Regions from separate parts of the Homo sapiens genome. Here region 2 is linked to region 1. Evidence: chromatin loops called from intact Hi-C (ENCODE). Cell type or tissue: Calu3. All regions are shown on one strand. Each heading gives the region's core, and the rest is flanking DNA. Links, peaks and the distances in the headings are about the cores only. Region 1 overlaps TAX1BP1 (Tax1 binding protein 1). Region 2 overlaps LOC105375211 (a long non-coding RNA gene).

Region 1 (11,055 bases), core at 4,620-7,119:
TGACCATTTATTTAGTAATCTTTTAGAATATTGAAGTTTATATTTTCCTGAACTATTAGCTGTTCCCATAAGAATCAGGTATATTGTTAATATGTTGTTACAGTCTGCATGTTTGTCCTAAAATTTGTATTTTTACTTATGAAGAGTGTTTTAATTTAGCCAAGTAGAGGCCATTTTATATATAGAAACTATACATTTCTTGGTGTCTTAAGGAATCAGCACTTTTAGTAGTAATTCCATAGATGAAGGCCTTATATACCATATAGTAAGTTTGTGATAGATTCAAAGATTTCCTATAGGTTTGCATTCAAGAAGAGGTACAACTTTTCCTCTTGGAGTATCTGATTATTACTGTGGATAAGAAAGCCCTGTAATTAACGGGAACATTAATATGCCTTATTTTTAGTTCTGATCTCAAAAATGATTAGCAGCCAACTTCATAATACAGTTCTCTCATTTTGTAATATTTTCTTCTTTGCTCAACCAAAAGAAGGTTTAAATTTATGATTGATGAATTTTTCTAACTGAAGGCTAAAAAAAGGCTGATTGATATAAAGTAGGTAGAATGTAAGAGTTCTTTCTGTGAATGTCTTCATTATTTTTTTTGGAAATGGAAAACTAAATTTGTAATAACATATTTTAGGATTAAGCAAAAAACTAATTAATCTGAGTTTTTTGCTTTATAGTTGAAAATTGAGAAAACCATGAAAGAAAAAGAAGAACTGTTAAAGTTAATTGCCGTTCTGGAAAAAGAAACAGCACAACTTCGAGAACAAGTTGGGAGAATGGAAAGAGAACTTAACCATGAGAAAGAAAGATGTGACCAACTGCAAGCAGAACAAAAGGTTAGTTGTGTCTTATGTAACTGATTGAAGTTGATAGTATATTGCCTGAAACCCACCTTTTTAAAGAGCTGAACCAATTAAGTAAGTGAAAACCAGGTACTGAGAAAAGTAGCCTTTTAGATAGACGTTTATACAAGAACAGGTCAGTTCCTATTAACCTTCTGCCACAGCTGCTTTTATGTTTGTAAGATGGTTAAAATACTTTTAGACTTTTGGTACCAGGCTTGTTGAGGTAGTCCCTGACAACTATTTCCAGATGTTTTACATCTAATTGTAGAATACTTGATTTTTTTTGTTTAGAAATACAATTAGAAATGATAAACGCTGAATAAAGGAAAAATGGGATACATAAATTAAAATTACTTTTCAAAAAAGCATAATTTGGTGAAATAAGATGTAGTATTAGACAAAATTTTGAAATTTTTAATGGGTGAAATGCTATGTTATCCTAAGAAACAAACTAGTTAAAATTGGCAGAATTTCTTGAGCTAAGAAAAAGAGAGACAGGTACAATGAAGCAGAAAACATTGTGGCTTCATTAGTGATAGAAATAGACTTGTAAGAAGCCAAAAACAGTGAAAAAACAGTTATCTAGTCATTGACTTGTTTATTTAATATTTTCACAAGAAAAGCAGTTTGTTCTGAAACTTACACAGACTGTGATCTTATATATTACAGTCTCATGTACAGTAGAGCCGGTTGGGCATATTTATGCCCATTTACAGTATTGAGCTATTGTTTCCTGAGGGTGGGGTCTGTTCTGTTATCCTTTTGTCCAACAAGGCCTCCAGCAATTGCTTAATAATTGCTAAATGAACCGCTAGTGCAGTGATTCTCAAACATTTGTATACTCCAGTGGAGTGGTTATATATTGCACACCTGGGCAGAGATGTTATACAAGTAAGTCTTAAATTCTGAAAAGATTTTCCTTGCTTTGTTCTATTTGTTTGAGGATTGCTCTTTTGAGTTAGAGGGTAAACATAATGTCAAGTACTATGTACATTTACAAATCTCCTTATAAATGTGAAGTCTTCAATTCTGTCTTTTCTATCGTTAGCCTTTTTAGTTAAAAATATGCAAGTATTTCCCAGTTTTACTCCTGGGGAACACTTAGTGTCCTGCAGCAGACTATAGGAGTAGGATTTTCCATTTGGTTAAGGAACTACTTTTTTCATTTGAACCTTTGAAGCAGGTATACCAAGTATTAAAATATAGTAAAATCTCATAATATGTGCCCTCGATGACTATTAGGACATTCAGCAATTTTTTTTTTTTTTTTTTTTTTTTTTTTTTTTTACTCATTTGTTGTAATTCTCTTGCTGCTTTGTGTAGTTATTACTCTCTTTTTCTCCATTCTTCACATATTTTTCTCATGATTTATACCTGGATTTGGTAGTTTTCCAAAGTTTAATGTCAATCTTTTTTTTTTTTTTCACTGTATTACAAGCCAGAGGGATCAAGGTGAGATAGATGACTCATGAAAAAGGCCCATTTCACCATGTCCTAAGCCCATGAGATCAAGAATATCCTGAAATGTGGGCTTTGAGGTTTTGACTCTGATTACTTTGAAATCCAAGGAAGGAATGGATGATTGTGAGAATAGGAATGGCGGAATGATAGGCCTTCATTTGTGTGAAATTACATATATATATACACACACACACATCGGGCCATTTCTCTGGTCCATTTGAGTAGTAGCTAAGATTTAAACAGTCTCAGATTCTCTGTGCTCTCCAGGTGATAAAGGGGTTAAGGACTACAGACAAGACTAAAGTGGTAGACTGAGGTCAGGGGATTAATGAAGCAAAACTTGTAGGACATTGTGGCCTTGGTGCTCAGAAGAGGTCTTCAGCAGAAGTTTTTATGCCAACTCTTAAATCTTGATGACAGTCACGAATCTTGGAGGAGACTGCTTCTCTGCTGCCATTCTTGCATTGGGGCATATTCTCTGGGAAGCACTTGAAAGTGATTTTTTAAATGATATTCCATATTATAGAAAAAAATTGACAAAGGACCTGGAATGGTACTTGATGCATGGGAAGTTCTCTCTAAATGTAAGTAGCTATTATTATTTTACTGTTTTTCATAATAGGAACCAGAGAATCATCAAGGAAGGACTACAATATAAAGTGTCATCCAACAGGACTGGAAATTCATAGCATTTCCCTCAGATTCTAAAAGTATAATGGATACATAATGTAACCAAAAAAACCCTCTAAGTTATAAGACATATGTGGTGACAATTGTTTATTTCTGGGGATAAAACGTGTTGGCCAGGAGAGATAGTTCCTCTTTGTTACTAGTCAATGGACTTTTAGTTTTTTTTTTTTTATGAATTTGCTTCATATTCCAAAATTAGTCTCCATTTTAATCAAGCATGCCTGCTGGGCAGCTACAACTCCAGACTTTCAAACTGGTCTGGTTGGATGGCTTATAAAATCTGTGACATTTCTTGGCACTTGTTTTAAATCTGTTCCATGGTGTGAATCCTATAGTAGTTCTAGAGGTCTTCTATTTGAGGTACTGAGTATATAAACTGTTGAATATCTGAAAGATTGTTCTGATGTATCATCTATAATTTCATTTAAAGTTTTGTAATGGATTCTCCATGTAATAAGCAGAGACCTTCATTTTCTTCATAATAGGAGAAATTTATTGCATTTCCATTCTTTTATAAAATAATATGACTAGCTTATTACCTATTCCATACTTGACAAAAAATAAAAGTGAATTAAATTCTGTAATTGTTTATTAATAAAATTTTTCATCTTTTATCACATTGACTTTTATCACTCTAAAGTGCTCTAATAATTAAAACTAAATGAAATTCTGATAATTACAATTCTTTAACTTGGTAAATTAAAAGAATTGGATATGTTGGGATTATTACAACAGATTGGTTTAAATTATGTGTTTGTTTTTAATGTTATTTTATGAAATTGGCTGCTTGAAGGAATAAACTAGGATTACAAAGTAGATTAAAACTAAAACAAGATAATGTTTATAAATTGAGAAACAATAAATTACATATTGTATTTCCCCTAGATTTTTGTGGTATCTACTTCATTATTCATGTACATCCTAGATTTAAAAAGTAACTCTATTATTAAGGATAATTTTCCATTCCTTTCTGGTTCAACTGTAAGGGAAGATTTCTCCCCTCCTCTCTTGAAAAAGGCTCATTAATAAAAATAACTCATATAACACTTAATAAAAGCCAGATGGTGATTTGAGTGCTTTACATATGTTAGCTAACTTCGTCCTGTGAAGTAAGCAGTATCGTCTGCATTTTTCAGAGGTAGCACAGAGAGGCTACTTACTTGTCCGTGATTGCACAGTTAGTAAGTGATAGAGGCTAGCAGTATGGCTCCAGTCCGTGCTTTTAACCACTGCTGTATACTTCTGAGGGCCAAAGATGTGAGCTGATCTAATTGATTATTTTTCAAAACAGCTTTATTGAGATGTCATTTGTGTATCATAAAGTTCACCAGTTTATACAATTCAATGGATTTTAATGTATTTACAAAATCATGCAACCATTACCATAGTCTAATTTAGGAACAAATTCATCCCCAAAAGAAAGCTTTTACTTACTTGTGGTTACTCTACCGTTTACCTTCTGATTGCTTCCCCCAGTCCCAGACAGCCACTAATTGAAATTTCTGTATCTATGGATTTGTGTATTTTGGACATTTCACATGAATGGAATCATATAATATGTGGCCTTTGTGACTGGCTTATTTCACTTAGCATAATGTTTTCAAGGTTCATCCATGTTGTAATATATATTGTTAATTCACTCCTTTTATTGCCAAATAATCTATTGTACTGATGAGTATTTTTTGAAACCCCATCTTTACATTTATCAAAGACTTCTGTGAAAATTAGCAGTTTGTGTGTTTCATTGTGTTCTTGTTTGTATTTTGGAGTGCTAGATACGTATTGGAAATTGAAAGAGTTAAAACTGAGGCTCAGAGAACCAGTGATTTTGAATCTTGTTTTTCAAATAGGAGTAAAAAGAGCTGTGCCTCTGTTAAGTTTTTCAGTTAATTTAGCTTATAATTTTTTTGGAGCCTAAACTATGAATTGAGTTTTTTTCATATAATTGTATTTTCAACTTGAATAATAAGATGGATGTGATGTACTTCAAGGCATTTTTGAACTATATTTGAGAATATTAAAGTAATATTGCCAAAACAATGTAATGGAGGATGTTACAAACTGTTAAATGTATTCATACTGTTTTGATTCTTAAGTTTCACAAACTGGGTAGGAGACATCACCAGGTATTTGGGAAGTATCATAGGTATGGGAGTGAGAGAATGTGCAAGATCTCTTCTCTGGTTAGTGTGGACCTCTTAAGCTATCTTTATCTTTTTGGCTGTTTCTTCTCTAAAACGTAAAGATATTTTGTGTTGTTGTAGAGTGACAGCATATACTGCAAAGAACAACTTGTCATCAGATAGAGTTTTCCTTTTTATTCTCATTGAAATAAGGTGGTCACTTAGTTTTTCTGAGTTCAGGCTTCCTCATGGATAAGTCGTCTAGTTAACAAGTGGCAAAGTTGAGAACCTGAAAACCCAAGCTAGGTGTTTTTGTTACTATATTACAATGGCTTATAATAACAGATACAAGTATAGTATGTCTCTTTATTCATCAAGTATTTATGGAATAAATAGATAACAATGAGTTTTGGGGCTTGTGGCATTCTGACCAGCTTTAATTGTAGTCAAAAGAAGGGTCTGAAGGTGACGTTTTATTTGGAATATGGGATTTTATGGTCTTGAAAAATGATTTAAAAAAACATATATTTAAAAACTATCATTCTTGGACAGTCCTGGTTTACTATATGTGAGCTATTTACAATGTTTTCTTTTTATGCATCTTTAGTGTTTTTCTGTGGCCTTCCAGTTCTTTTAAGAAGTTTTAAAAAAGCACTATTTTGTACTTTATCATTTTATAAATATTGTGGGTATTCTGGTATTTAAAGGGATGAAAATACCAGTTTTTAACAGCTAACAAATGAATTGAAAGATTTTGTATTACTAAAACTCAGCAGTCATTTGTCTCCCTCTAGCGATCACATAACTGTGCCACATTGCCCATTTACTTAGCATGTTTTGATTGAAAACCAGAAAAAAGAAGTTTAATACCTTTTAAATTATGTTGCACATTTTATGGAATTTGGTTTACATTTATTTAAGATTGTCCTGATTACAATTTTAATAGAAAATCAGTAGTTCCTGCAAAGATTTTGGGAAGCCTTTAATATCTTGCTTCATTGAGCCTGAGAAGCTATGGTTATACATCATTACTGCCAGGAAAAAAATAATCCAAGTAAACTAAGACATACCGTTGATTGTAAGATGCATCTCCATTTCAGAAAGGATAAATTGTGGGAAAAAATCAGCATATAGTTTTAGTACAGTAATGTAATGTCTTTGTGGATATTAGTCATTGAAATGGTTTTCTCATTTATAGAAGAAATTTTTCTTATCAGAATATACCAGGACACATAATGGTATGGTTAGATGAAACTCATTGATAATACAATTGAAGGATCATATGTATTAAAAGTTTAAAGTTTAGAATTTTGAGTTGCGGGAACTTAAGTCAAATGGAGTTCTTTCTGATAAATGGAATTTTGTGGTGGTAGCTTTGTAATATGTCACCTTGCTAGGCTGAACTTATTTTCCAGAGTTCTCTTCTCTGTAATTTGTTTAGGATGAGACACAAGAGAGATTCTTGCATGAGATTTGAAGGCAGAAGTGAAGCAGCAGCCATTTTTGTAGCTTATACAAGTTGTGGCTTCTCTCCTGGCTCACCTTGTTGGTATGAGGTAGTAGTAGCCAGGCTGCAATTGCCCTACCTTCTGTGGAATCCTCTTTCAGTTTCTCCATCTCTTGGGTTAGGTCTGTCAGGAAGGACCCCAGCATGCTCAAGACATCTTGAGACTATCAGGGTCAGAATAAAAACCAACATGGACTTCAGTTTTCAGTCCGTTCTGGTGGGCTTCATCTGGTGATTGTGGATCCTATTTTGTTCTTGCTTTTCCCACTTTATGATGTCTTTCTTGATTGCCTGCCTTACACAAGCTAGTTCCAGCTTCTACAGTTACACAAGATCAAATCTCTTAGTGTCTCTCTCAGTCTGTCTGTTCGTCTGTCTGTCTTTCTCTCTCTCCCCAGCTGTTTGCTTATCTGGTCAAGCACTGACTGATAAATTTACCATGGTACATAATTCTTAGGGAGATTTTATGCAACTTCAAATTTGAAATTCTAGTAATGTAAATTAACATTTAGGAAATTGAATTAACCATTTTCCCTTCAAAATGGTAGTGGTACCTTTTGGAGTACTTAAGTATTCTTCAGTGTATTGTAAGTAATTTTAAGGATTCTTATAAAGAACCAACCTGGTAAAATGCATAGATAAAGGTTTCTGTCTGGTATAATTTTCCTTCTACCTGAAAGGACTTTCTTTAACATTTTTGTAGTGCAGGTCTTCTGTTGATGAATTTGTTCAACTTTTGTATGTTAGGAAAAGTCTTATTTTACCTTTAGTTTTAAAAGAGATTTTTGTTGTGTATAGAATTCTAGATAGATAGTTTTTGTATTTGAGTATTTTAGAAATGTGGTTCTTCTCACGTTTATTGTTTTTGATGAGAAATTCAGTGTCATTGGTATTTTTCTTCCTTTATATTTAATGTGTTTTTTTCCTCTTACTATTTTTAAGATTTACTCTTTATCATTGAATTTAAGTGGTTGATTATGTTGTGTCCTCTTTATTTTCTTTATTTTTTATGCTTGGGGTTCAGTGACCTTTTTGTATCTGTATACTTATGGTTTTCATTAAATTTTGAAAATTTTAGGCCATTATTTCTTCAGCTGTTTTTTCTGTCTTTCCTCTTCTTCAGGGACTCGAGTACACATATGTTTTGTTGCTTAAAGTTGTTTCAGAGTTCACTTGTGCTTTTTTTTTTCACTTGTGCTTTTTTTTTAAGTCCCTTTTCTCTCTGTTTCATTTTAAATAGTTAAATTTTATTTGTCTCCAAGTTCACTAATCTTTTCTTTGCAATATTTAATCTGCCATTAGTCCCATCCAGTATATATATATTTTTTATCTCAGACATTGTTGTTTTCATTCCTAGAAGTTTGATTTGAGTCTTTTTCATGTCTTTCATGTTTCTATGTGTTTACTGTGTTCAATTTTCTTCTAGCTTCTTGAACATATGGAATACACATGTTTAAATGTCCGTTCATTAACTTGATCATCTGGCTCATTTCTGTATCAGTTTTGATTGATTGGCTTTTCTACTCATTATGGGTTATATTTTTCTGCCTCTCTGCATGCCTAGTAATTTTTGATTGGATGTCATATATTGTGAATTATACCTTGCTGGGTGTTGGGATATTTTTTATATTCCTAAAAATATTCTTGAGCTTTGTTCTGGGATGTGGTTTAATTACTTGGCAACAGTTTGATTTTTTTGAGCCTTGTTTTCAAGCTTTGTTTAGTGGTACCAGAGCAGCATTTAGACTGGGGTTACTCTCTCCCCACTACTGAGGAAAGACCCTTCTTTCAATTAGAGAATACTGTAATTGTTCTCCCATGAATTATGAGTTTTTCCACTCTGGCTGGTAGGAATAACCACTATTCCTGGCCCTTTTTGAGTTCCAGGCACTGTTCCCTGTAGTCCTTTTTGGGTGATTCTTTCTCCAGCCTGGGTTAATTTCCTCACACGCATATGCTGATCACTAATCAGCTCAAGACTTGAGGGGGACTCCTTGCAGATCTCTCGAGTTCTTTTTCTACATGATTCTTCTCTGGTACTCTCTCCTGAAACTATTCTCCTTAGCTTTCCTAGACTCTCAGTTTCTCTCCATAACTCAGGGAGACCACTGGATTCTGCCTGAGTTTGCCTCTTTGCCCTGTGGCCTTAAAAGTCTCTCTAGACAGTAATAAGCTGGAGCAGTTATAGAGGTGACCTCTGTTGTTTCTTTTCTTTCAGGGATCACTGACCTTTTATCCTGATGTCCAGTGGCTTGAGAGCTGTTCTTCATTCAGTTTTTTAGTTTTCAGGTGGTAGAGTTCATTTGGTTCTTGTTACTTTATCTTGGCACGATTTTAGTTGCATCTAATTGTGTGTTTTAGAGTCGCTATCAGGAGAAATGTTTATTTAGAGGAGCCAAGATATTCTTTCTCAAGTGATTTGAATTATCTGGTATTCTAGGTACCCAGGTTTAAAAGCCTGTATGGTTTTTCTGCACGTATTTGGCATTCTGTTCTTAGTTTTCTATTCCATGGTACTCAAAGTAGCTGGTTCAGAAACTTTGTTACTGGTCTGTGTTGGAATGAAAAATGTACACTGCAATGTATGTAAATGCATTACTTTCTTCACTGAGAAAGTATTGCTATGAAAAGCTGTTAGGTGAACCCAACAGTGTGGTTAGTGATGTAGTTGATTTATATTTTGTACAAGTGTCTTGTCTTGATATAGCCTGGTAACTGTCGGTGGTCTAGTACTGTTCGCCTAGTCACACTCTTGAGTAGCTGCTTGTACTTTATATTACGTAGTTTAACAAACGTGGACTTTTATTTAATATGCTTTTTATTGTACTCAAGAATATAGATAGGTTCTGTAAGATTGTATCCAGGATTATTCAGTTGCAGATATAAAAGAAAGCAAGCATCCAAAAGCCAACCTATATTAACTTCAGTTACCTTGATTTTTAAAAAACTTATACAATTGGCCAGGTGCGGTGGCTCACGCCTGTAATCCCAGCACTTTGGGAGGCTGAGGTGGGTGGATCACAAGGTCAAGAGATCGAGACCATCCTGGCCAACATGGTGAAACCTCGTCTCTACTAAAAATACAAAAATTAGCTGAGTGTGGTGGCACGCACCTGTAGTCCTGCTACTCGGGAGGCTGAGGTAGGAGAATTGCTTGAACCTGCGAGGTGGAGGTTGCAGTGAGCCAAGATCATGCCACTGCACTTCAGCCTGGCAACAGAGTGAGACTGCGTTTAAAAAAAAAAAAAAAGTATACAATTTGGATGGTTTTTTGTATATTTATAGAGTCATGCCACCATCACCAAAATTTAATTTTAGGATGTTTTTTATCATCCTGCAAAGAAACCTTGAGTCCATTAACAGTCACTCCTTACATACCCCTGTCTCCAGCCCTAGGTAACCTTGAGTCTACTTTCTCTGTCTCTATATTTGCCTTTTTTTTAATATTTGTTTAATGATTTTGAGGTTCATCCATAGATCAGTACTTTGTTTCTTTTTATTGCTTAATAATATTCTATATCTTGATGTAAAATTTTCTTTTTAAAATATAGAGACAAGGCCTCACTATGTTTCCCAGCTGGCCTCAGACTCCTGGACTCCAGCCATCCTCTCACCCCAGCCTCTCAAGTAACTGGGACTACAGGTGTGCACCACTGTGCTTGGCTCATATCTAGATTTTTGATTTTTGAGGCAAATATCTTGAGGCACTTTCTGACAAGTGCTTTGCTGTTTTGAGATCCTCTACCATATGTATTTGTTGCCCTTCAAATTGGCTGTTTTTGGATTAAGTGTACTCAGTATCATAGCAGTGTTTGAACTAGCTTTGTAATTTCCCTATTTTTGGCTTTTAGTTGCTACATTTTCTCTTCAAGATTCAGATATTTAAAGTAATTTACAATAGTAGTTGAATTTGGGTATGATCAGTGATGCATATCTTATACTTTATTACATAGCCAATTTAATTTTTTGTCTTAATGGCAGTGTATCAGATGAGTTACTTGATTTGAATACTAGTCAGGGATAAATAATGAATTAGAGTGAAGACAAAGAAACCCAACAGTGTAAAGTTTTTGTTGTTCTTAATGTAACAGTCTATGTCATAAGTCATTGAAGTCTGGGGAGGGGATCGCAGATTTGCTTTGCATGATTATTCGGGGGCCTTGTTACCTTTTATATCATTCCACTGCCCACCCTTAGATTCCTAGAGAATTTATGTCTTCGTGATAGAAACTTGGTCACTGACATATCCTGGTTTCAGCTGGATGAAAGGGGAAAGAGATCTTAGACAAGGCATGATCAATAGTGTAAGTTATAGAGGTGGAAGTAATATATATCATTTCATTTATATTTAACTGATGATAATTTAGATGACTATAATGCATTGCAAGAGAAGCTGGGAATACAGTATAGTTGGGCAGTG
Region 2 (11,055 bases), core at 5,365-7,864, 76 kb before region 1:
ACCCCAGCCTGGGAGACAGACCGAGACTCGGTCTCAAAAAAAAAAAAAAAAAATTTACTAAAGACTTATTTTATCCAGGCAACAAACTCTTGGCAAATCTCCATGCCTTCTCTCTCTACCTTGTCTCTGTCTCTCTCTCTACCTCGTCTCTGTCTCTCTCTTGTAGAATTAAGATTCACAATGATAGGCCATTCATTTAAATTTTGAAATGATAGGCAGTAAGTCTGATTTAGCTGATTGGTTTGACAGGAGAGACTGGCTTCTCCAGTAACGTATTTGTACAGTGGACTTACTCCATAAAGTGAGCGAGCTAAACCTGCAGCTCCAAGGATTTGATAAAAATAAAATTAGGCCAGCCACTGTGCCTAAAGCCAGTAATCCCAGCACTTTGGGAGGCTGAAGGGGGAGGATCACTTGAGGCTAGAAATCCAGATCAGCCTGGGCAACATGGTGAGACTGCCACCCCCTCCCCCAACTCCATCTCTACAAAAAAATGAAAAATAAGCTGGGCACAGTGCTGTGTGCCTGTAGTTTTACTACTTGGGAGGCTGAGGCAGGAGGATCTCTTGAGCCCAGGAGTTTGAGGCTTCAGTAAGCGATGATCAAGCCGCTGCACTCCAGCCTGGGCCACAGACAGAAAGACCTTGTCCCAAAAAATAAAATAAAGTACATATTCAAATTATAATACACCAGGAAATACATTATTTGCAATGACTTAAACTTAAGATAAAATATTTTTAGATATCCTTGTAAAATGTTCAAGAGACCCGTTGTTTTTCAAAATGCTTTGGAGATTAAATTTGCAAAGAATTTTGAAGGCCCTGGGTCTAAAGAACCAGAAAAATACTTTGAACAGTTTAAACTCTATTAAGAAAATATAACTATATAACTTACAGCCATAATTATTAAAAATACCCCATTGAAAAGAGAAGGATGGAAAAGAACATAACATGTTAGTAAAAAGTCAGTTAACTAAGCAAACTTTTTTTTTTCTTTTTTTTCTTTTTGAGACGGAGTCTTGCTCTGTCACCTGGGCTGTAGTGCGGTGGCACGATCTTGGCTCACTGCAACCTCTGCCTCCCAGGTTCAAGCGATTCTCCTGCCTCAGCCTCCCGAGTAGCTGGGATTACAGGAGCCCACCACCACCCCTGGCTAATTTTTCGTATTTTTAGTAGAGACGGGGTTTCACTATGTTGGCCAGGCTGGTCTCGAACGCCTGACCTCATCATCCACCCGCCTTGACCTCCCAAAGTGCTGGGATTACAGGCATGAGCCACTGTGCCCGGCCCTTTTTTTACTCTTGAGTCTATTCAAATGTGGGGATTTTCCTGTTGAATATAGAATTTGGCCAGAGGACATACTAGCTTTCAGTCCCACTATCTTTTATGCTATAGGAGGGAAGTACCTGGTGTTTAAATTCAATTTTCCCAATATTTAAGCCTATTACACTTATATTTTAACCCCTACAAGAGCAAACGTTTCTGATTACAGTTCTCCTGGTGGTGGTTTTTCCCCTCTGCTAAATATTTCTCAAAAAAGAAGAAAATAGCAATTTCCCCATAGTCTGGTAGATCCCATGACTATTTCTACCCTATGAAAAAGAAAATCGCGAAAGAACTACTAACTTTTACTTTCCCTCTTCCACCTCTGCTGCTTAGATACCTTAGGGTCACTTAACACAATTATAATGAAAAATTAATTACTAAAGTTTGATTATATTAAATTGCCAGATGGTTTCACTGACCCAGAGCCAAACTGGTTTTTCTACCAGAATTTTCCTCCCTGTTTCTAATAACTAAAAAAAAAAAAATTGAAACTATAATATAAAGACTGTAAATGCTAAGCAGCACAATTTTCTCCACAAACGGTACCCTCTTACCCATTAATTTGCTGCCAGCTGAGAGAAAAATTTAGCAGGGACAGGGAGACCCCTGAGAGGTAGAGGGAGGGAGAAGAAGCGACTGCAAAGAGAAAGGGAGCTGTTTGGAGATGTGCATGTGACAGAGACAAACTTCCTATTGCATAAGCTTGCTTCTGGCAAGGCCAGGCCTTGAGGACAAGGCTCTCTTTAATCACCACATTGAACCTGGGATGACCTTGGTTTGGGGAGACATAGTAATGTATTGATACATATTTGGAGCAGAGGGTTAATTTTTGATTTAGCTTTTCTGCACTTAATTTTTATTTTCTATCTGCCTTGTAGGCAAAGCCCTTGCGATAATAAACTAGGTGTGGCTACAACTTTTGGTACAAAAATCGAGCTTTGAAAAAGATATTCTAGCTATAGACTTGGAAGCGTTTTTCTTTTTTTCTCTTGTTTCCATAATATTTTTGATGTAGTGGCTGATTCATCTATATTTTGCGCTTGCATCCTGTAAAGATTTTTCTGTTGACTCATTTGAGGAGTAAAAACTCCCCAATTTTTTTTTCAAGAATATAATCCCAAAAGAGTAATTACCTGTTCCCTGTGGTGATAGGAACATTTTCTAGTCTCATCAGCAGAGACTGCAGAGCACAGCCAATGAACAATGAATAACTGTTAATAAGGATAAAGCCATAAATAAGCAAAATTAAAGTGTGATTCATTATAAATTGTAATGGTGGACATGTTACCAAGAAGAAACAAGTTAACTACTCATGTAACATATTTTAAAATGATGAGAAAACCATTCATTGGTACAGAACTCTTCCTCAGCTCAGATTAAATGAAGATTTAAGTGCAGTTAAGTGTATACACGTGCACTAGAGAGTAGACAGAATCTTCTTGCCAACTGCTTCATACTAATAAGGACACTGAGGTCACCGAGGAATTCACTGAGACTCTGTCTACGCAAGGGCCCAAAGTCATCAGTTTTGAGACAGTTCCTTACAAATCTGTTTTCACTATCATGTAGGAATAATCATAATTTTATAATATCAATATGGTCTACCTTATAACTTTTGCGAACCAATAGGCATCCCCCCAATTCCCCCAGTTCCTCAGCAGGTGCTGTTAAGGTAAAGCTTCTGTTTGCCTAGCCTTCTAAGGTTAATCTAATCAATATTGAATTATGTATTGACTTACTTCTTCAAGGCACCAAACCTATTTTCCATCAAGAGAATAGGAGAATGATGTACCAGAAAGCATACTGCAGACCAGAGGACTGACTCAATGTTTTAGCATGATATAGGATGAAATACAGCATAAGAAAGTGCAGGCAAGGAGAAAACATACGGATGGGAAATATATCTTGTCTGGAAACACAAATTTAAAGCATTCCCTTCCATATACTCTGATCAAGACGACAGAATGAGTTTACTTGGAAGCAACATCCTACCCACAAGAAAACCACCCTCTGCCCTCCACAGCATCATAGACAGAATGTTTATTTTAATAAGTCTATACTTAGAAGTGATAAAGAAAAAAATTATTCAATGATGCTTGTTAAAGCATGCTAAAGAAGACTTTATTCAGGAAGACTGCAATAAGTGTAAGAACCATGGCGAGGGGATTTTGCAGTGGAGGAGAGAGATTGGGCTCAACTCCGAATACAACACAGGCAAATGGGAATTTATAGCCAAGAAGCAGGGTAGGGCTCAGTGGATAAAAATTACTAAGAGGACACATTAAGGGTAAGGGGGATTCTGGTGAAATTGACCTAACAGGATTCTTGCTGAAGACAGGCCAGGGTGATCAGACATCTCCTGCAGGATGGCGGAGTTTGAGGAACCTGATCAAGCTATTGAGGGTGATAGGAAATGCAGGATGGAGAGTTCTTGCTAAACTGACTTAGCAGGGCTCTTGCCAAAACTGGATTTTACAAGGAAGAGCATAGATGGGCCTAGGAGAAGGTTCAGGAGCCTGACTAAAATTTGGTCAAGCAAAGCATCTTTGTCAAAAGACATCTCCAAGTTCCAAAATGAGAAGCTTAAAATGGGATTTGAAATATGTCTCTATGTACACATGGAGAAATAAGAAACATGATAAATTTATGTATTTTCTTTTAGAGAAGTTTGTGATATATTAAGTAAAAATAGTAAATTGTGGATTCACATTTATAATTCTATTTCACAGAAAACAAACTCAAAAATCAATCTGTGTGTGTGTGAGATGAGCAAATTATATAGGCTAGATTATACTATATAATTTGTGAAATGATACATGTTGGTCATTTAACATGTGAGCCTTAGATGGCAGAGACAGAATATATACATAAAATAGTTTTTTGGCTTTTTAAAAGAGACAGGGTCTTGCTGTGTTGTCCAGGCTAACTGGAACCCCTAGACTCAAGTAGTCCTCCTATCTTAGGCTCTTAAGTAGCTGGGACCACAGGCATGTGCCAGGAAAAATTGTTTTTTTAAAATATAACTTTGTATAATCTCAGTTGTTACAACTAGCCTGTATTATTTTTATAGTTTGAAAATCCCCAAATTAAGGGAAGTATAAAAAAAATTACATGACTAAGTTTAACATAGTTTCTAGATTCAATAGTAAATTTCATACTGATTCAGGATTCATTTGTAAATTTTCTAAATTTCATCTAATTATAAAAATATTAAATATTCATTTAAGAAATACTGAACAACAGAAAATCACACAAGTACAAAGAAAATAGGTAACACCAATAATTCCAACTCTTAGAGATAAATATTATGAACATTAATATTTTGGTGTAATTATTTCTGGTCTTTTTTTTTCTATGTATGCTATGTGTGTGTTTGTATATTTAAAACAAAAATTAAAAAAAAATACTTTCTATACCCCACTGTTTTTGAAACCCAACAAAGGTTTTCCAAAAAATCAAATATCTTTTTTTTTTGAGATGGAGTCTCGCTCTGTCGCCCAGGCTGGAGTGCAGTGGCGCAATCTCGGCTCACTGTAAGCTCCGCCTCCCGGGTTCATGCCATTCTCCTGCCTCAGCCTCCGGAGTAGCTGGGACTACAGGCGCCCGCCACCACACCCAGCTAATTTTTTGTATTTTTAGTAGAGACGGGGTTTCACTGTGTTAGCCAGGATGATCTCGATCTTCTGACCTCATGATCCGCCTGCCTCAGCCTCCCAAAGTGCTGGGATTACAGGCGTGAGCCACCGCGCCCGGCCTCAAACATCTTTCTTTAGCAGCAGTGTAGTGACTATACTGCACACTGTAAGGGCAAGGATTATATTTGACTAAAATGAAACGGTGATTTAAACACAAAAGCAGGCAGTTTAGGGATGGTGTGGTGGTTCCTTGACGTCAAGGCTGACTGTAATTGTGGGGCCCAGTGCAAAATGAAAATGTGGGGGCCCCTGTTCAAAAATTTAAAAAGTGTTTCATTAAGAGTACTGAAACATAGGCTGAGCGTGGTGGCTCATGCCTGTAATCCCGGCACTTTGGGAGGCCTAGGCGGGCAGATCACCTGAGGTCAGGAGTTCAAGACCGGCCTGGCGAACATGGTGAAAGCCCGTCTCTACAAAAATACAAAAATTAGCTGGGCATGATGGCAGGTGCCTGTAATCCCAGCTACTTGGGAGGCTGAGGCAGCACAATCGCTTGAGCCTGAGAGGCGGAGGTTGCAAACAAACAAAAAAAGAGTACTGAAATATAAAGATTTTTCTTTTCTACTGGGACCTCTCTCTTGACTTGCCCTGGTGTTTTTTTAAAATTTCCTATTGTTGATCTAAGTAACAAAAAATACGTAAAAACGTAAATTGATAGCATGAATTTTACCCTTCATCTTTATATTAAGCAATGCTAGTTTTAAATGCAAATATAAGAACATTTAATGTGTGTACATGAGATCACCGAAATCACATAATTCATATTTTATAATATGTGTGTGCATTTGTACTTTGTTCTTAACCAGAAGAATGAAAATGTTGCACAAAATGAAATTAACTGTTTTTATTTCACTTCTTGATACAAGCAGCTTCTACCAACACTTTCTACCTTTGGCTTACTGATAAGTAAGGAAGGACTGAAATTAAAAGGAACTATGGGCTGTCTAACTTCCCTTTTCCTTCTATGTTATTATTTTCAGGGTAAGTTGTTGACTACTACAGGGAAGTAACATAAGTAAGAAATGACACAACAGGATTCCTTGATTGTTTATGTTCCTAGAAATGCCACTGCCTTCTTTCTGCATAGCAAGTTCTAGTTCAGATGGAAAGTGTGGCCTCTTGGGGCCATCAGTACTCCAATTAATTAGTCATAGATCTAACACATTTTCCTTGTACACTCTGAGTCTCATTGAACTCTCACTCATTGTGGGGCCTCCGGAATTCAGAGCTCATGAGACTACATGCAAATAGGGCAACAAGAAACAGCAGACGTGCTGATTGTGTGTAACTTCTCTTTTCACACACATGCTTCCTTGTTCTACTAGACTTTATGTAGAAAGCACAACCTCAGGCTCGGTGTGGTGACTCATGCCTGCAATCACAGCACTTTGGGAGGCCAAGGCAGGCAGATCACTTGAGCTCAGGTGTTTGAGACCAGCCTGGGCAATGTGGCAAAACCCTGTGTCTTCAAGAAATAAAAAAATAAAAATAAAACAAAACAAAACAAACGGACGTGGACGCACATGCCTGTAGTCCCAGCTACTTTGGAGGCTGAGGAGAGAGGATCACTTGAGCTCAGGAGGCAGAGGCTGCAGTGAGACTGCACTGCAGCCTGGGCCATAGAGGGAAATCCAGTCTCAAAAAACAAAACAAAACCAAAAAATATAACATCAAAGATGACAGTTATTAAAAGTTTCAAGGTAGCAATAATAGAGCATTGAACCACATGTGAGGCCCTTCTGAGCAGAGGTCCTTGTATGACTGCACACTCCAAATCTTCCAGGATTTGGTCTTCTTTATCTTTTTCCTCCTTCATATGAGGGTCTCCAACCTCAAGGTCACTTCATGGTCCAAGCTGACTGTTGAAGTTCAACATCAGCAAAAGGGGTGCAAAGAAGTCTCCCCTTTGGGCTGAATCAGCTCTCTAGAGGGAGACTTCGCAGAAGCCCAGCTCTGCTTTCATCTCATTAGCCAGAACTTAGTGATGGGACTACACTTAACTCTAAGGACAGCTGGAAAATGTAGTCTTTTTGCTGGATACATGGCCACCCAGCAAGAAATAAGGCTTTTACTAAGAAATAAAGGTGAATGGATATGGGTAGGCAACTAACAGTCCCTGCCATACCAAGTGAAAAAAATATTTAAGCAAACCTTAATTTTTATTTACAAAAATCAGGTTGTATCTGATTTTTCACCATTATCGACATTACTTGCAAACTTTTCAATTGTGTCTTGCTCTAAATTTTTAAAAAACACATCCCTAAATACCAAGTACACTTCTTTGGAATAATTTTCTGTTTATTAAATCAAATTAAATAATTTGTATTTAATTAAGCTTGCAACAATAACAGTTGAGTTCTTTTTAAAAAGGAGGGCAATTGAATGTTTATATTGATATTTAGTCCTGACATAAGCTTGACCTTGTGGGTCAAGGAATAGATGGCTAAGATAAAGATATGTTAAATTATGATTTTCTTTCTTTCTCTTTCTTTCTTTCCTTTCTTTCTTTCCTTTCTTCTTTTTTGAGACAGTCTCCCTCTGTTGCCTAGCTGGAGTGCACTGGCACAATCTTTGCTCACTGCAACCTCTGTTTCCCCGGTTCAAGCGATTCTCATGCCTCAGCCTCCCTAGAAGCTGGGACTACAGGCACGTGCCACCACACCCAGCTAATTTTTTTGTATTTTTAGTAGAGATGGGGTTTCGCCATATTGGCCAGGCTGGTCTCAAACTCCTCACCTCAAGTGATCTGCCTGCCTTGGCCTCCCAAAGTGCTGGGATTTCAGGCGTAAGCCACCATGCCTGGCCTAAATTATGATTTTCTATTCTTGTACAGTATTGCTAATTAATGTGTGACTACATTACATAAATAAAGCAAAAGTGATGTAAGCAGCTTCTGAAGGTTGCTGATTTTTTAAAGATCATTTATGTCTACTTAAATCAATCTACTGCCAATATCTGGATGCATTGTATCATCTTGCATTAATGTTATCTACTTGAAGCATTCCAGATGACTAAATTTAAATGAGAAATAGCTATTGTTCATTTCTGCATTAGCATTTTACATGGCGTATAATCAAACTGCTCTTTAATTGGTGAAAACTAGTTCTCTGTTTGGTGTTAGTAACTCAAGGCTGAAATAACTTGAATTTTCTTAGCTCATTTTTATGTTTCTCACATCTTTGCCAAGCTTATCAAATTATTTCCATGTGAAATGAAAAAAGACTTTACTAGCCTCCACAACATTTTTATTTCAAGTAAATAACTGTGAAAGAATTTACTTATTCAAACCAGTTTTTAAAATTTGTTTTTAAATTACAAGAACTTGTAGTTTATTAAACAACAATTTCTGCATATTTAGATTCTAATGTGAGATTTTTCTGAATGAATTTGGGCACAATTCTATTTCAAAAATGGAACCATTAAAATCTGCGCATTATGAGTAAACTATTATTTATAGAGTATAGTTCTACATATTCTGACATTTTATCTTTCACATATAAATATCTGGGTACATGCACATCTGAGCGTATAAAATTAAACTACCTGAACACCTTTAAAAAATTAGAGTAAAACGTAAAAATGTCTATAAAAAGAAACTCATTAGAGATTTCAAAATATCCGTAAGTGCTAAATAAGGTTTCCAGAAATCAGTGATTACGCTGAAACGTGTCACAAGGGGAACTGTTAACAAGTGTTACTTTGCCAATGGTAGGAAGATTGCCAACCTTTAATTGGCTTTAAAGTTGGTGTTCTATCAATGGTGTATTGTAAAAGGTAATAATGCCCACATTTATTATTTAAGCCTGAAACGGGAACTCTAGATTTGACTAAAGGTGGCACTGTGCACTAGTCCTTCTAATTAAAAATATTCAAATGCCCACATTTTAAATTTGATTAAGATGCACATTATCATGTTTATCATTAACAATAGCAAAACAAAAGATGTTTGTCTACACTTTACAATACACAGTGACCAGTCAACCTTCCCTTTTGGTTTGCTATTCATTAACTGTTTTGTTCTAAGGAAAATGCTGAAAATAGCTCTTGGTAGGTTGATAGGAAGGTACAATTTTATTGAATGAAACCCGAATTTGGCGTGCCATCTTTCTTTGTATTCTGTTAAGGTCAGGGAGGCTCCTCATTAATAAACGCAAATAAGGGATTATCTTATCTTCCAGAATAAACAATGCTCTATCCGTTGGTTTCTGGATTTCTAACCATGAATTACCATATAATGACCCAGAACCTAGGACAGCACAAGAGAGCTCTTGAATAACAATTATGAACAAATAAATATGAGGAAAAACCAGTCAAACACTTAAGATAGAAAATTCCCACAGAAAGATCACTTTCAATATGTGTGAGGCTTCAGAGAGTAGGAAAAAGATCCATTGAAGATTTTTGAGGGAAATCAGCTGAATGTTGAATATCAGCATTCATCTGATTAACCTCGAAGTTTTGTCCTGCTAACTTGAATAGCTTTGCGGATTAGGGATAGTTTACAATTTTTCTGACTCTGGCACATTACATATTCATCAGACTAACATTCTATACCAGGCATGTGTCTTTTATTTTTTTTTTTTAAGACGGAGTCTCAATCTGTCACCCAGGCTGGAGTGTAGTGGTGCAATCTCAGCTCACTGCAACCTCTGCCTCCCGGGTTCAAACAATTCTCTGCCTCAGCCTCCCAAGTAGCTGGGATTATAGGCACCCGCCACCAGGCCCAGGTAATTTTTGTATTTTTAGTAGAGACAGGGTTTCACCATGTTGGTCAGGCTGGTCTCGAACTCCTGACCTCAGGTGATCTGCCCGCCTCAGCCTCCCAAAGTGCTGGGATTACAGGCGTGAGCCACCATGCCCCGCCGCCATGTGTCTTTTAGCCCTCTCCTCTTCCTTCCACCCCATGTGACATTCACATCCTCCATGTTTTAGCTCATTGGCCGTAAGAAAGATGCAAGGCACATGGAGTGACGATAGCTACAAGACCCTTGTGGCAGACCTCGTTGGTTTCCTTCCCAAGGTCTCCTTCCTTGCTGGCAGGGCCATCTATATTCTATAACAGAGACAGAAAATACCCAGTACTCCCATTCCTAGCTTCCCTGTGACCCCAGTTCTGGTTTATGATGTGAGGTGAAGTCTGCTGAGAATTTCTGGAAAGAAGAAAAGAATAAAAGTTTCTCCCCACCCCCCATCCCCAGGCTTTCTGTTTTTAATGTGATCAGGTAAAAGATGTGATGTTTGAAGCCCAGAAGGCCGTTTTGTGACAATGAGGATGAAGCTTAAGATATCGCATAAAAGCCAACTTACTGTCTGTTACCCAGGCTGTCACCCGGGTGGAGTACAGTGGCTTAATCACAGCTCACTGCAACCTCAAACTCCTGGGCTCAAGTGATCCTCCTGCCTCAGCCTCCTGAGTAGCTAGGACTAAAGGCATGCACCAAAAGATAAGCTATCTTTTAATGCCACTTGTTAATTGATTTTTTTACTTGTATCCAAAAGCATCTTATCAATACCACTGAATCAATATAGTTTTCTAATATAAACAGACTGACCTGTGATGACTTAAGTTGCCTTTCAGACTGTGCATAGTATCTACTAGATCATTTCTGAATCCAATTTCTATTATGCTATAGAAAAGTAGTTATCAATCAAAGGTATACATCTAATATGTTGAGATTTAGATATAATCTACATAGAGGGCCAGGTGTGGGTGTGGTTGCTCATGCCTGTAATCCTAACACTTTGGGGGGCCAAGGTGGGAGGATCACTTGAGGCTAGGAGTTCAAGACCAGCCTGGGCAACATAGTGAGACTCTGTTTCTATAAAAACCAAAAAAACCTAGCCAGGTATGGTGGTGCACACCTGTAGTCCCAGCTACTTGGGAGGCTGAGGTGGGAGCATCGCTTGAGCCCAGGAATTCAAGGTTACAGTAAACTATGATTGCACCACTGCACTCCCGCCTGGGCAACAGAGTAAGACCCCATCTCTTGAGAAAGAGAAAACCTGCATAGAATGAGGGTCTGTGAAAATTACTT

Evidence for each region. A loop is a pair of places that touch in the nucleus more often than their neighbours do. Peaks named below come from ENCODE experiments on the same cell type or tissue, not always from the same donor. Only the 100,000 strongest peaks of a DNase experiment are listed, where the experiment ranks them.
Region 2: a loop joins it to region 1, with 4 times the contacts of the local background. A loop is called at or near these places in 15 of 110 quality-filtered maps.

What each region holds. Positions count from the first base shown.
Region 1 is chr7:27,768,990-27,780,044 of GRCh38, forward strand. TAX1BP1 (Tax1 binding protein 1) reads left to right here. Exons shown (of 17, transcript NM_006024.7): 5 at 687-845. Among named protein-coding and RNA genes, the nearest start is that of TAX1BP1-AS1, 34 kb to the left of the region's middle. In Calu3, for the core only: a CTCF peak has its summit at 5,914; a DNase peak (open chromatin) is centred at 5,922.
Region 2 is chr7:27,691,966-27,703,020 of GRCh38, forward strand. The region is part of intron 2 of LOC105375211 (a long non-coding RNA gene); the gene reads left to right. Among named protein-coding and RNA genes, the nearest start is that of HIBADH, 35 kb to the left of the region's middle. In Calu3, for the core only: no CTCF peak of the experiment used is centred there; a DNase peak (open chromatin) is centred at 6,366.